Regions from separate parts of the Homo sapiens genome. Here region 2 is linked to region 1. Evidence: chromatin contacts called from ENCODE Hi-C or POLR2A ChIA-PET data. All regions are on one chromosome and are shown on one strand. Each heading gives the region's core, a stretch centred on a gene start or an enhancer-like site at or near the end of the contact. The rest is flanking DNA. Distances are from core to core; before and after follow the strand shown. Region 1 has its middle 46 kb from the start of LINC03040. Region 2 overlaps LOC105375070 (a long non-coding RNA gene).

Region 1 (6,050 bases), core at 2,658-5,157:
AGTATATATCAAGCAATTCAAGTTTTTCTTGAATGTAATGACTTTCCTCTGCTTCTTGGGAGCACTTCCAGCATCACTAGTGGCACTTCGTATAGATCCCATGGTGTTATTCAAAGTTTACAGCATTGCACTAAATACAATGAAAGATATGTGAGAACAGCAAGAGATCTTTCTTTACTGTGATACACAATTTACTGGAGAGATGAACTGCTCATGCAGAGATGATTAACATCGCATGGCATTTTAAGCCCTACAACACTTGAGTTCACCACAATAGCAACAAGAGGTAGCTACGAAATTATTATAGCAGTACAGCATACACTACAGTTAATTTTATGCAGTTATAACTTAATGCTGTATTTTTATGTTTACATTACTCTCAACTATGAATAGTGTCATTTACAATCTGTGTTTGTGTGTGTACATTTTGATAAATTATTAACTTTTTATATTAGATTTGTGTACATTTTATGGTAGTAAATGATAAAATGACTAGTAGCTACACGTGTTTTATGCATTCATGACATACCTGCCTTTTTCTTATTTTTTTTTTGATATTGACAGGCTACACAGTTTGCCTGCAGGTTTTTTCAAATTGTTGCAAAATCTCCAAAACATTTACCAATATATTTACTGAGAAAAATCCATGTATAAATGGACCTGTGCAGTTCTAACCTGTGTTGTTCAAGGGTCAATAGTAATTTTATAATTAGTATTTTATGCAATTGTAGTTTAGATAAGTTAAAAGAAAAATGTATTTATAGTGTCTTACATTTACCTATGTAATTACCTTTTTCGTGTGTTCTTTACTTCTTCAAGTGGATTCATGTCACTGTCTGATGTCATTTCCTTTCAGCCCGAAGGACTTCCTTGAGTACTTCTTGTAGACACGCATGCCAACAACAAATTCTCACCCTTTGTTTACCTGGGAATGTCTTTATTTCAGTTTCATTTTAAAGGAATACTTGTATTAGATATGACTACTTGGTTGACAGTTTTTGTCTTCTTTTCAGCACTTTGAATATGCCATCCCACCTCCTTCTGGCCTCCATTGTTTCTGATCTGAAATCAGCTGTTAATTATATTGTAGTTCCCTTCTATGTAATGCATCCTTTTTCTCTTGCTGCCGTCAAGATTTTCCCTGTCTCTGTCTTTCAACAGGGTTACTATGGTGTTTGTCTATGGATCTTTTTGTATTTAGCCTATTTGCACTTTGTTTGAATGTGTAATGCCTTTCATCAAATTTGGAAGCTTTTTGGCCACTATTTCTTCACGTATTTTTTCTGCCCTTTTCTCTCCTTCCGAAACTCCCATTATGTGTATAGTGATATGTTTGACAATGCTCCACAGATCTCTGAGGCCCTGTTCATTTTTCCTTGTTCTTTTTTACTTTCTGTTTTTCAGCTTGGATAATCTCAATTGATCTATCTTTAGGTTTTCTGATTCTTTATTCTTCCAGTTCCAAGTTGCTGTTAGACCCCTGCTGTAAATTTTTCATTGCAGTTATACTTTTCAATTCCAGAATTTCCAGTTCTTTTCAAAAATATACATAATTTCTACCTTTTTATTGATATTTTCTATTTGATGAATAATTTGATGAGAGTATTTCCTTAATTCTTTGTACATGGGTTCTGTTATTTTGACAACATTTATAATAGCTTCTTTGAAGTCTTTGTCTGTCAAATGCAACATCTGGACACCTCAAAGACAGTTTCTCTTGACTGCTTTTTCCCTCTGAATGGATTACACGTTCCTGTTTATTTGCATGTCTTACAGTTTCTTGCTGAAAACCAGACATTTTTGATAATACACTGTAGCAATTCTGAATGCTGATTCACAACCAGCACCACCACCACCACCTGGGTTGTTGTTGCTGAGGTTTTTGTTGGTTGATTGGTTGTCTAGGGATTTGCCTAGGCTGATTCTATGGAATCTGTCTTCCTCACAGTGTGAGGCCGCTGATATCTCTGCTCAGTTTTGTTTTATTTTTAATTTTTGTTTTAATTTTTCAGCCTGGCTTCCTAGGAATTGCCCCTGGGTCAGCATAACTTAGTGTTCAGCCAGTGATTGGTCAGAGGTAGATTATGCTTAAATACCTTGATCTCATAAGGTTTCTACCCTCTGCCAATGGATCTGTATGTGGGTTGGGGAACATATTCAAACTTCAGGGGGTTCACAGGTCTCCCCTGAATTTAACTCTCTGTATGCTCAGCCAGGGATGAGTAGATAGCCAAGCTCTTTCAGTCTCCCCCAGTGTGCATACAACCTTCCACATCGTCAGGGGTAGGTGGGAGCTCATCAAGGCTCACTATGGCTTTCGTGCTCCTGGATGTCCCTGTTAGATGTCTTGCTGTTTTGATGATTTTTCTTGCCACAACTAGTATTACACTTCAGCCTACCTGCAATGTTGGCCTTAACATACATAATTTTTAAATAAAGAAATATACCTATACTGAGATGCACAATGATATATTCACTGACAAAAGTGCACAAGGGAACAAATTTGGCAACTGTGGTCTAGTTTTTGGTGTCTCTGACTGGTCTTCCCCAGGCTGGAAGCTATAATAGAATGCTGAGCTCTGGACCTGGCACTCCTTGGGTGGGGTCTAGGGGGGCACTTAGACAGGCTTTTGCAGAAGCCATCTCGGGGACAAATGGTGGTCATCCAAGGTAGTTGAACTTGCTTCCCTGGGACAGCCAGCACTGCTCATCTGGGCAGGGACTCTGCCCCTAGGGATGCAGGCCTGGCAGTTCCATCAGCAGGCTCGGGGTGGGAAGCCAGTTGCCCTCTACACTGGCTTCAAGTCACTAGAAGCCTGCCAGACACTCAGAAGGAAGGTCTCGCAGAGCCAAGAGAATGATCAGTTTCCTCAGGGCAGGGCTGCCGGGGAGGGTCACCCAGTAAGAAGCTGGCTCCTGATCCAGAAGCCCAGGCTGCAGAGGGCTGGGGCCTGTGTTCTCCTCCACCCCCTGAGCACTCACTTAGAAGACAAGGAGTCAGAGAGCAGCCCCATCCCCTTGGGCACTGCCCCTCTCCTTGGAGCGGGCACATAGAGAGGCCTGTGCCCGTGAGCTGAAGGTCAGTGTGCTCGGCAGGCACTGTGGGGTGGGGGAGGGTGGAGGGCAGAGGGGAGAGCTGGGCTGACAGTCACGTACGCTGATGTCACTGGTCACTCCGCCTCCCTGAGGTATCGCTTTCCTCATGGCCAAGCCTGCAGCTGAGTTCAGGGGGGCAGTCACGTCCCATCCCTGGCACAGCTCTTTAGGCCACTCACTGCACTGCCTCCAGGGCTGCTGAGGTCAGGGTGGCACTTACCAGCACTACCCAGTGTCAGCTCTGCTCTGACAGCAGGGTGGAGGAGCCTAGGGAGTGGGGAGAGTGGCGGGGACAGGTGTCTGGGGGCTGGGAGTGGCCAGGCTGCTGAGAAAGTGCCCCAGGATGCCTTGGGGGCTGGCCCAGCCTGGGGGGCTAAGCTGGGCTTCTATCACAGGTGAGCAGAGGGACAAACCAGGAGCTCCCAGTCTGAAGGAGAAAGACAGAACCCTTGCCCTCAGGGAGTTTCCAGTCTGATGGGAGAGTCAGCCCCTGCTTATAGGGAGCTCCCTGCCCCATGAGGAGACCCAGCCCCTGTCTGCAGATGCAGCCGTTGTGTCTGGGCTGAGTGTGGTAGTGGCGGTGGTCAAAGCTCCTTCCTATTCTCTTCCCCATGTAAGGTTCCCAGGTCACCCAGATTAGGTCCTCTGGAAGATCCTGTCCCTTGACACGTTGAGGACCTGGCAGGTGCCCTGCATGTGACTGCCCCGCATGCAATGTGGGGGGGCTGCCAGAGCCCAAGTGCAGACAGACGGAGGCGTCCCTGTGTCTGAGCTCGTCCTTGGGGCTGGGTCCAGCAGAGGGAGCTGCCAGCCAGCAGGAGCTGAGTCAAGCTGTCCCTGACCCCTGAGATGGCCTTGAGAAACTCCCACCGCTCACCCAGGGTAGGGGATTCACCCCATGATGGGAGCTAAAGGGCCTAGATTTTTCCCATGGTTGGAACTGAAGTGCCTAACAGCATATATGGGAGCCCAGGCTGCTTCAGCCCACCCCATCAACCCGTGCTGTCCCCATGGAGACCGCTCTGCAGAATCACAAGTTCTTAATTCTTCCAACTGAGCCTATGGAGTCCTTCTCACCATCCCCGGGGTAGACAGTAATGCAAGGAATCAGACCTAGGTGTGAGTTCTCCTCCCTCCCTTACTAGCTCTGTGACTCTAGGCAAGTTAAGTAACCTCTCTGGGTCTTGGTTTCTTCCTCTGCTGCTTCATGGGCTGCTGTAAAGGGGAAGTGCATGAAATTTGCCAGGCACATAGTAGGTGCCCAGTTAAGGTAACTTCCCTTTCCTAACAGACACATCAAGCTGCATCCAGAATGAGGTGGCACTAAGGGAACAAGGGGCATGACCCTTGGCTCTTCCCTCGGCACCCTGCCTTGCAGCCCTTCCACTCATGTGCCCATGGCTGTAGGTCAGGTCACCCCCCAGCAAGACTTACTGGCCACTTGCCACCCCCATGGAGACCATGCTGCAGTCTCCTTGGGGTTTGTAGATTCTGAATATTGCCTCCCTTTCCTATTCAGCATATTTACTGAAAACTTTCTATGTGCCAGACCCTGTTCTAGGCACTAGAACGGCAGTGAGCAAAATTGACAAAAGTCCCTGACTTCATGGAGCTGGCATTCAAGTGCAGGGTGACAAACATTAAACACAATTTTAGAGGGTGGTAGGTGCACTGGAGAAAGATAAAGGGAAAGGGGACAGGAGTGAAGGGTGTAGGGTGTGATGCAATTTTAAATGGGGAGGTCAAGGAAGGCCACCCTGAGAGGATAACATTTGAGTAAAGACTTGAAACTGGGAGCCATGTGCATGACTGGAGGAGAACATGCCCTGTAGGGGGAGCAGCACATGCAAAGGCCCCGGGGTGGAAACAGAGCTGTTTATTGGAGGAATAGCAAGGAGACCAGTGTGGAATGAATGAGGGAGAGTAGTGGGAGGTGAGATCAGAGAAGTAGGAGGGACTAGATTTTGTAGGGGCTGGTGGTAGGCCATTGTCAGAACTTTGGCAATGTCCACAAATGTGGACACAGAGAAGGAACAGGAAACTTCCATTTTCCTGATGGATAATGGGACAGTATGGAAATGCCACCTGTTTAATAAAGATGAGCCCAGAACTCCCAAAATTGGCACTGGAAGTACCTTCCTGACTAAGAGCGGCAGCTTGGTGCCTGGATCTGCCCCATGGGGGTCTCTCGCCAGATTCTGATGCCATCTCACAGTGGTCTTGTGGGGAGAGGTATGAGCCTGTTCAAGGGAGTGTCCACCACAGCCTGAGGGCAGGCGTGTGTCTTGTTGATCCTACATCTTACAGGCACTGAAAGAAGGAAGGAGTGAATGAATGAATGATGGACACAGGTGCTGTCCTTTAATTCTTTTTAGCACCAGGGACCAGGCTGGAGTATTTAAAAAGCCAAAGGCAGTAAACTCAGAGAGATAAGGCCTTTGAGGTGGTGTGGCTGACAATGCATTGCCTAAGCCTGCTCTTTTTCCACTTGGAGGCCCCCTACAGGGTGCCTCTGCTGGCTTCTGGGTGGCATCTCTGTGGCCAAAGCCCCATGACACTCACTCCTGCAACACAGACTCATCTCAGACACCCAGCACCTTCAGAGGCTGAGCTGGGAGTCAGGATTCCCACCTCCTGAAATCCAGCATCTTGTCTGAGGCCTTCTCTTTCTTCCCTGAGCCCCACCAGAAGGAGCCGCCTCTTTGTGGGGAGTTCCCCCATACCCCCACCCCACACACAAAGTCCGGCCTCATGGCCCTCACCCAAATGACCCTAATCTCAGTTGGCATCAGACAAGAGCTGCCTCAGGCAGGGGTGGGGAGTGGCCTAGAGTAGAGGAATATTACTAATGACACCACCACAGTAGCGGCAACTCACACTCACAAACACTGCCCTTGTGTCAGACTGTCCTAACCACGCCATCCGCATGATCTCATTTAGCCCTGAGAGGCCTC
Region 2 (6,050 bases), core at 1,234-3,733, 140 kb after region 1:
GCAGCAATACAAGCTTAGCAAGTACTTCCTCCTCAGTTCGCTCCCATTCAGATAGGGTAAAGTTACATAGGTGCAGAACTGGTGAGCTATTTTTACCACCAGGCAATATAGCTGCATTCACTCTTAGCCCCACTTTTGCTAGGTGGGGTAAAGGCACAACCCTCCCCCATTAGGCACTTAAGAATTCTGATGTAAGGTTTAAAAGCATAGTGACAGTGTCTTGCTTAGAAATCATCCCTGCTTCCAGCACTTTTGGTTGCAGCCCTGGTCCTAGAACCACTGCATCAGGCAGGGGAAAAAAATTTTTAAGGTGATTTGGGGAAGAAAAAATATATATAGTCGTTATACCAGTGTACTCCTCCCTTGGCAAGAATTGCATCGTCATACCAGCATCCTCCCTGCCCCATCTTCCCCAGATCAACCAGAAAAACAGAGAAAAACCCAGTGGGGACGCCTCTTCAGTCCCACTCATGTTGAGGTGAGCACGCACTTGTGAAGGCATGTAAGCCAGCCCTGCGTGCTTTCATCTCGACTTTGTCTTAGAAAACCAATTTTTATTTTTATTTCATTTATTTATTTTTGAGACAAAGTCTCACTCTGTCACCCAGGCTGGAGTGCAGTGGTGCAATCTCGGCCCACTGCAATCTCCGCCTCCTGAGTTCAAGCATTCTCCTGCCTCCTGCCTCAGCCCCTGGAGTAGCTGGGATTATAGGTGTGTGCCACTATGCCCAGCTAATTTTTTTATTTTTTGTATTTTTGTATTTTTTGTAGAGACGGTGTTTCGCCATGTTGGTCAGGCTGGTCTCGAGCTCCTGACCTAAGTGATCCACCCGCATCAGCCTCCCAAAGTGCTGGAATTACAGGTGTGAGCCACTGCTCCCGGCCAGCAACTGATGTTTTAATTGCCCATTCCACTTCTCTATCAAACTCTTACTCTGAGGAGGATAGCTATCTGCTCATTGCTGGATATTATGGGCTGTACACTGTGTTCCTTGGTCTGAAAAAAGGATGGTTGGCCATCCAAATCCATGCGATATTTTCTGTTCTGGTTTTTTTTTTTTTTTTTTATGGCACTCTAAAAATTTTCATCTTCCACCAGGTAAGCAAAGTCCACTCCAGAGCCAGTGTCTATTTCTGTCAAGACCCACTTGTAGCCCCTCAGGGTACCACTCACTTGCCAGCTTTCTTTAGGGCCTTCCCACCAGGGAAATGGCCACATAGCCATTGGCAGTCTCTGGCTCTCTTGCTGACAAACAGAACAGTCTTATTAGCAGTTTGTGCCGGAGAGGGTACAAAAGGAACATGTCTAGATCCAGCCCTTCTCTGCACCCCCATCTCTGCTCATTTCAAGGACCCAGGTGAACACCTCAAAGAAACAGAGATATCTGCTTGTCAATTCCAGTCACCTTGCAAACATGGAGAGGGGCTTTCTTAGTGGGCGTTGACATGTTCTACTTTAAGGCACCCCTCAGATTTCCACAGGGCCATGCCCCGTAAGGGCATTTCTTCAATAAGCCAGGTTTCTATTGCCCTTCTGCCTAACCATCTGGCCAGGCCATTGGCCAATGCCCATGAGTCGGTAAAAACCCAACCACAGGGGCTTCTGGCATCGTTCAATTCTTCCATCGCTGTTAGGAAAGCAGCATGTGATTCAGCCCACCAAGCTGATTAGTTTTTACCTTCTTGGATCATAGTAGCAGCCTTCCAAACAGGAGGTTGTCCATTTACCTTGGAACTGCCATCCACAAACCAAGCAGCTATTTGCTGGTCAGTTGAGAGCACTGTAGGATCCACAGCTCCTCACACAGTTCCACAGTCAGTCCTAGGGTGTAATGAGGCTCCCTGCTCATATCTCCTCCTTACATTCCTCAGGTTGCATGATTCTGTATAAGCCATTTCCATTTTATTATGGAACCCTCCTGGGCACTGCTGTCCTCATTAGAGTGTTTTTCTGACATCACCCGGGACAGCATGGATGTTTCAGGTGTCAAGATCATTTTATGTCCTTCAGACATGGGGTACCAAGGATACAATGAACAGATGCGTAAGACAAGGTATGCAGGAAGGACGTGGAGCTTCCATGCCCTCCCTGGGCGCACCGCCCTCCAGGAACGGCCATGTTTCCAGCTATCCAGAAGCTTCCCACTTTTCTAATGCTCACTAACTACTCCTTCCATAATCCACAAGGATCCTTGCCCAGGACTCTTTTTAAAACTCAGAACCACGTTTTTCCCTTCTCAAGGCCCCCGTGCTCTTGGCTTTCTCAGGTGGGACAAAGTGGCCCCAGCAGTCTGGTTCACAAGCTTCCTTTGTGCCCCAAGTGTTGTTTTATGGGGAGAGGCCCTTTGAACACCCCAGCAGCAGTGGAGAGGGGAGGGCCCATCCCACCTCCAGGGCTCCCTGGGCCTCTGTGTCATCTACTGCTGCCCTCTGGGTTTGCAGGCTGCTCTCCTGCCAGGGGGCAGCAAGGAGCCCTACTCTTCGTACACTCCCCACCCGTGCTGTGTCATCAGGCCCAACTGCAGCCTCTGGATCCCTTGATCTTGACTGGCTATGATCACAGCTAAACAAGCCTGGGTTGCCCCTAGCATCTTTCACAAACCTCTACCTATTTTTATCTTCCAGAAACTCTCTTTACAGGCCCGTAGTCCTGTCTCACATCTGTCCTTCCCTTCTCTGTTCAAGCCTCCTTAACACAGCAATTTGGCAAAGAGCTCTCCTGCCACACACTGATTTCTGTGGTCACCTCCCTTCTTCCTTCATTACTGGGACGCAGACTACCCTGTGTGGGATTGCACAGTGTCATGTACATTTTTGAGAGCTTCCCAGCCCTCTTGAGACAGCTATCCCACCCAGAGATTCGTGGCATGGAACCCTGCCTGTCTTTTTGCTGAAATATTGGCAGTCTGACTTTGGAAAGTCTGTTCCAGGCCCAAGTCTGTTCCAGGCCCTCCACAGCTCTCATCTGGATGGCTGCAAGAACCTCCTTGCTGGTCTCCCTGCTGCACTCTGAGCTTCTCACGGCCTCTCCCACCCACCCAATCTCTGTACCAGCATTGAGTAATATTTCTAAATTGCACAGCCAGCCCTGCCCCTGCACTGGCAGAAGCCAGGATAAATTGGTTAGACAAGGTTGACAGCATGACTTTCAAAGCCCACCGTGGCCTGGTTTCTTCCCCTCTCCACCTGCACCTCCTCTCTCTCTCTCTCTGTCTCTCTCTCTCCCCATCACTTAACTAAATATCTAATTGTGCTCACTTTCCTGGACATACTAGGTTATTTCACATGTCTATTTCTGCTTCTGCTCCTGCTGTCAATCTACCTAGGATGACGTTGCAACTGTTCTTGATACAGCTGCTCTAAAACTCACTCAGGAGCCACCTTTTCCAGGAACCCTTCCCTGAGCCCCCAAGTTAGGCCAACTCTGCTCCTCTGGTTTCTCTTTGCATCCTGAGCCTATCCTAGCTCTTACCACACAAGGCAGGCACTGCTCATCCTACCTAACAGTGATTCTGCTCCACCCTTTCTTCCTTGCCACCAGAACCTCACCTTTTCGGGTGACAATGTATCTAGGCCCAGAAGATGAGTCAAGCTTCATCTAAGACATCACCAGCATCCTGTTCCTATTTGCTAGTCCCTCAGTTTCCCAGCCTCCCTGAAGCATTTCCTCTCAGTTGTGCCCAATGATACATGAGAGGTCATTTTCAGAGGGGGTATCTGGGAAACACGTTTCTTCCCTGATAAAAATAGAGCCCCTTTCTCTCCTTGGCTTTTTTCTTTTCTGCCTTGAATATAATTATAGGAGTCACCATAGCAGCCATCTTGTGACCAGGAGGCAACAAGCATGGAGACAAAAATTAACACGTTGAAGATGGCAGAGCAGAAGGATAGAAAAAGGCTGAGTTTTGATAGCATCATTGATGTCATCCTTTCACCAAAGCTGGAACCCTCTGCCTCCAGACTTCCAGTGATGTGATATTGATCAATGTCTTTATTGCTCAAGCCACTGTCTGTTGGGTATTCTGTTGCTTGATACCAAATATATTCCCAACTGATGTGGGCTGTCATAAAAACAATCTTGGTATCTGCCTCCATGACTAGACTCCTTGAGGGCAGGAATGGTGTCTTATTTTTCTTAGTATTCCCAGAGCCTAACACAATGACTCAATAAATTATGGTTCGAAGGAATTAAACTGATGACTTCCCTTCCCTCTCGATTACAAATAACAGAACAGGTCCACTTTAAATTTTTTTTAATTTTTAAATTTTTTTTTTTTAGAGACAGGGTTGCACTATGTTGCCCAGGCTGGACTTGAACTCCTGGGTTTAAGTGGTTCTCTCACCTCAGCCTCCTGAGTAGCTGGGACTACAGGTGCACTCCATCAAGACCAGCTGGTTGCCTTTAGCCCAGGTTTGCCCTGTCACTGAAGCTTTTCCAACCAATCCCTCCTTCTTCCATTCACTTCCCCCACCCTCTGAAAGATTAAATGGTCCCCAGAGCCAGTTGAGAACAGTCCAGATGCTCTGCCCTAGCAAGTCCTCACAGGTGAGGTCCCCACCCGCTGTGTTGCCTTGGGCCAAGTGGTCATCGAGAAGGCGCCATCCACCTCCTCCTGCTGCCTCCATGGCTGGAGGACAGGACACACCCTGTTAGCCCTGATATCTGGATCCAGATTTCTGCTGTTCCAGAGAACCTCACCTTCACTCTCTTTAGGAATAGAACTTCCTTGAAGCCAAAAAGTTGGCTTTCAGAACAGGCCCCAGGCCTAGGCAAGTACAGACACCTGATTAACAAAGAGGCCATCTGGGTCAGCCACTCCCACTCCAACTGCCATACCTACCTGCCTTTCCTGAGCTTGGCTTGGGAAAATCTTAAGTTCCAGAAGGAACCACCACCCTGTGCCCTAGGTCTGCTCATTAAATATAGATCTAATTATTTATGGTACAAAATATACTTTTAAAACCTAATCAGTGTTGAGCACTTAAAGACTGATAGCATTTCGTATCGATTACTGGGGGCTCCAAATATGTGTACTAAATACTGAATGCAGAACTCAGCTTCTTATAAAACTTCACAGAAAGTATCACCCAAGGACAGCTCTCTGACTCGCCCACATTGACATTTGGTAACTGGCCTCGCCTAGGGACTCACCCATCACCCCTCAGTCCCCCTGTGAAGCCTTCAGACAGAGGCCCACCTCATGGAGGGCTCCAGCCGGGTGCTCTCCAATGTGCCTGCCCATTTCTGCTCCCACCAGCCAAATCAAGCATGTCCCAAAAGCCATTATTTCTGTCCCCAAACCTGTTTGCCAGTTGTGCTTGTTATTGTAAGTATGCAGTTTAATAAAATATGACACAAAACAATGAAATATGATGTGAAAAGAAAGAGTTTTCTTCTTTTCTTAAAAATCCAGGTTGAACACTTTGGAAGAGTTTGGTAACAGGAAACAGCTGAAAAAATTGCCATTGAGCAAGGCATAGAAGAGACAGACTATAAAGAATGGTGCTGGCGGGCAGGGTGGAGGGCCTATTCTGGAAGGAATCTACCCTTGATTGGTTCTTAAGAGCCAGGAAGTTCTCACTCCACTTTAAATAAACCAAAACCAGAACCCAAAGAAGTGAATATAATGGGTTAGTTTATGCCAGAAGACCATTCATGGCACAGGAGGGCCTGTGCCCAGGGGAAGGCTTCATTCATACATCAAAATGCTGGCACATGTTAGCACATCCATAGGGCTCCAATTAAAATGAAATCTTTACATTGTACAGGTTTTCTTTCTTTATGATCATTTGTCAAACTAACCAACTACAAGCCTTGATGGTATTGGATAGGAGGGCCTCACCGCACCAATTGTAAGTCCTGCAGCAAAGGCTTTATCACTGAGCCCCTGTTTCCTTGTGGATTTTCATCTGCCCCACCTCAGAGGACCGTGAAGATTACCGGGCGAGCGAAGCAGCCAGTAAAGTGCCTGTCGTTAGCAAGTATCAATTCTCCATTCCCATAAATGGTCTCACCATCCAGCCAATTAAGCAACTCAGAAATCTCGGAA

Evidence for each region. Hi-C counts contacts between places; a loop is a spot of excess contacts on that map. ChIA-PET counts read pairs that join two places held with the same protein, here RNA polymerase II (POLR2A). Pooled maps may share reads with other maps.
Region 2: a loop to region 1 is called in a map of HepG2, with 11 times the contacts of the local background. The contact joins two enhancer-like sites. A Hi-C loop is called at or near these places in 1 of 168 maps with a recorded cell type or tissue (HepG2) and 2 of 50 pooled maps. POLR2A ChIA-PET finds 5 or more read pairs at or near these places in 5 of 52 experiments (SK-N-SH, WTC11, activated T-cell and 1 more).

Annotation. Positions count from the first base shown.
Region 1 is chr6:43,951,773-43,957,822 of GRCh38, reverse strand. No RefSeq gene overlaps it. Among named protein-coding and RNA genes, the nearest start is that of LINC03040, 46 kb to the left of the region's middle. Within about 2 kb of position 3,907, at least 7 of the 41 ENCODE cell types and tissues checked have a DNase peak (open chromatin) inside an H3K27ac peak, as active enhancers do.
Region 2 is chr6:43,813,789-43,819,838 of GRCh38, reverse strand. The region is part of intron 1 of LOC105375070 (a long non-coding RNA gene); the gene reads right to left. Among named protein-coding and RNA genes, the nearest start is that of LINC02537, 36 kb to the left of the region's middle. RefSeq lists enhancers at 2,506-2,565, 2,686-2,735. Within about 2 kb of position 2,483, at least 2 of the 41 ENCODE cell types and tissues checked have a DNase peak (open chromatin) inside an H3K27ac peak, as active enhancers do.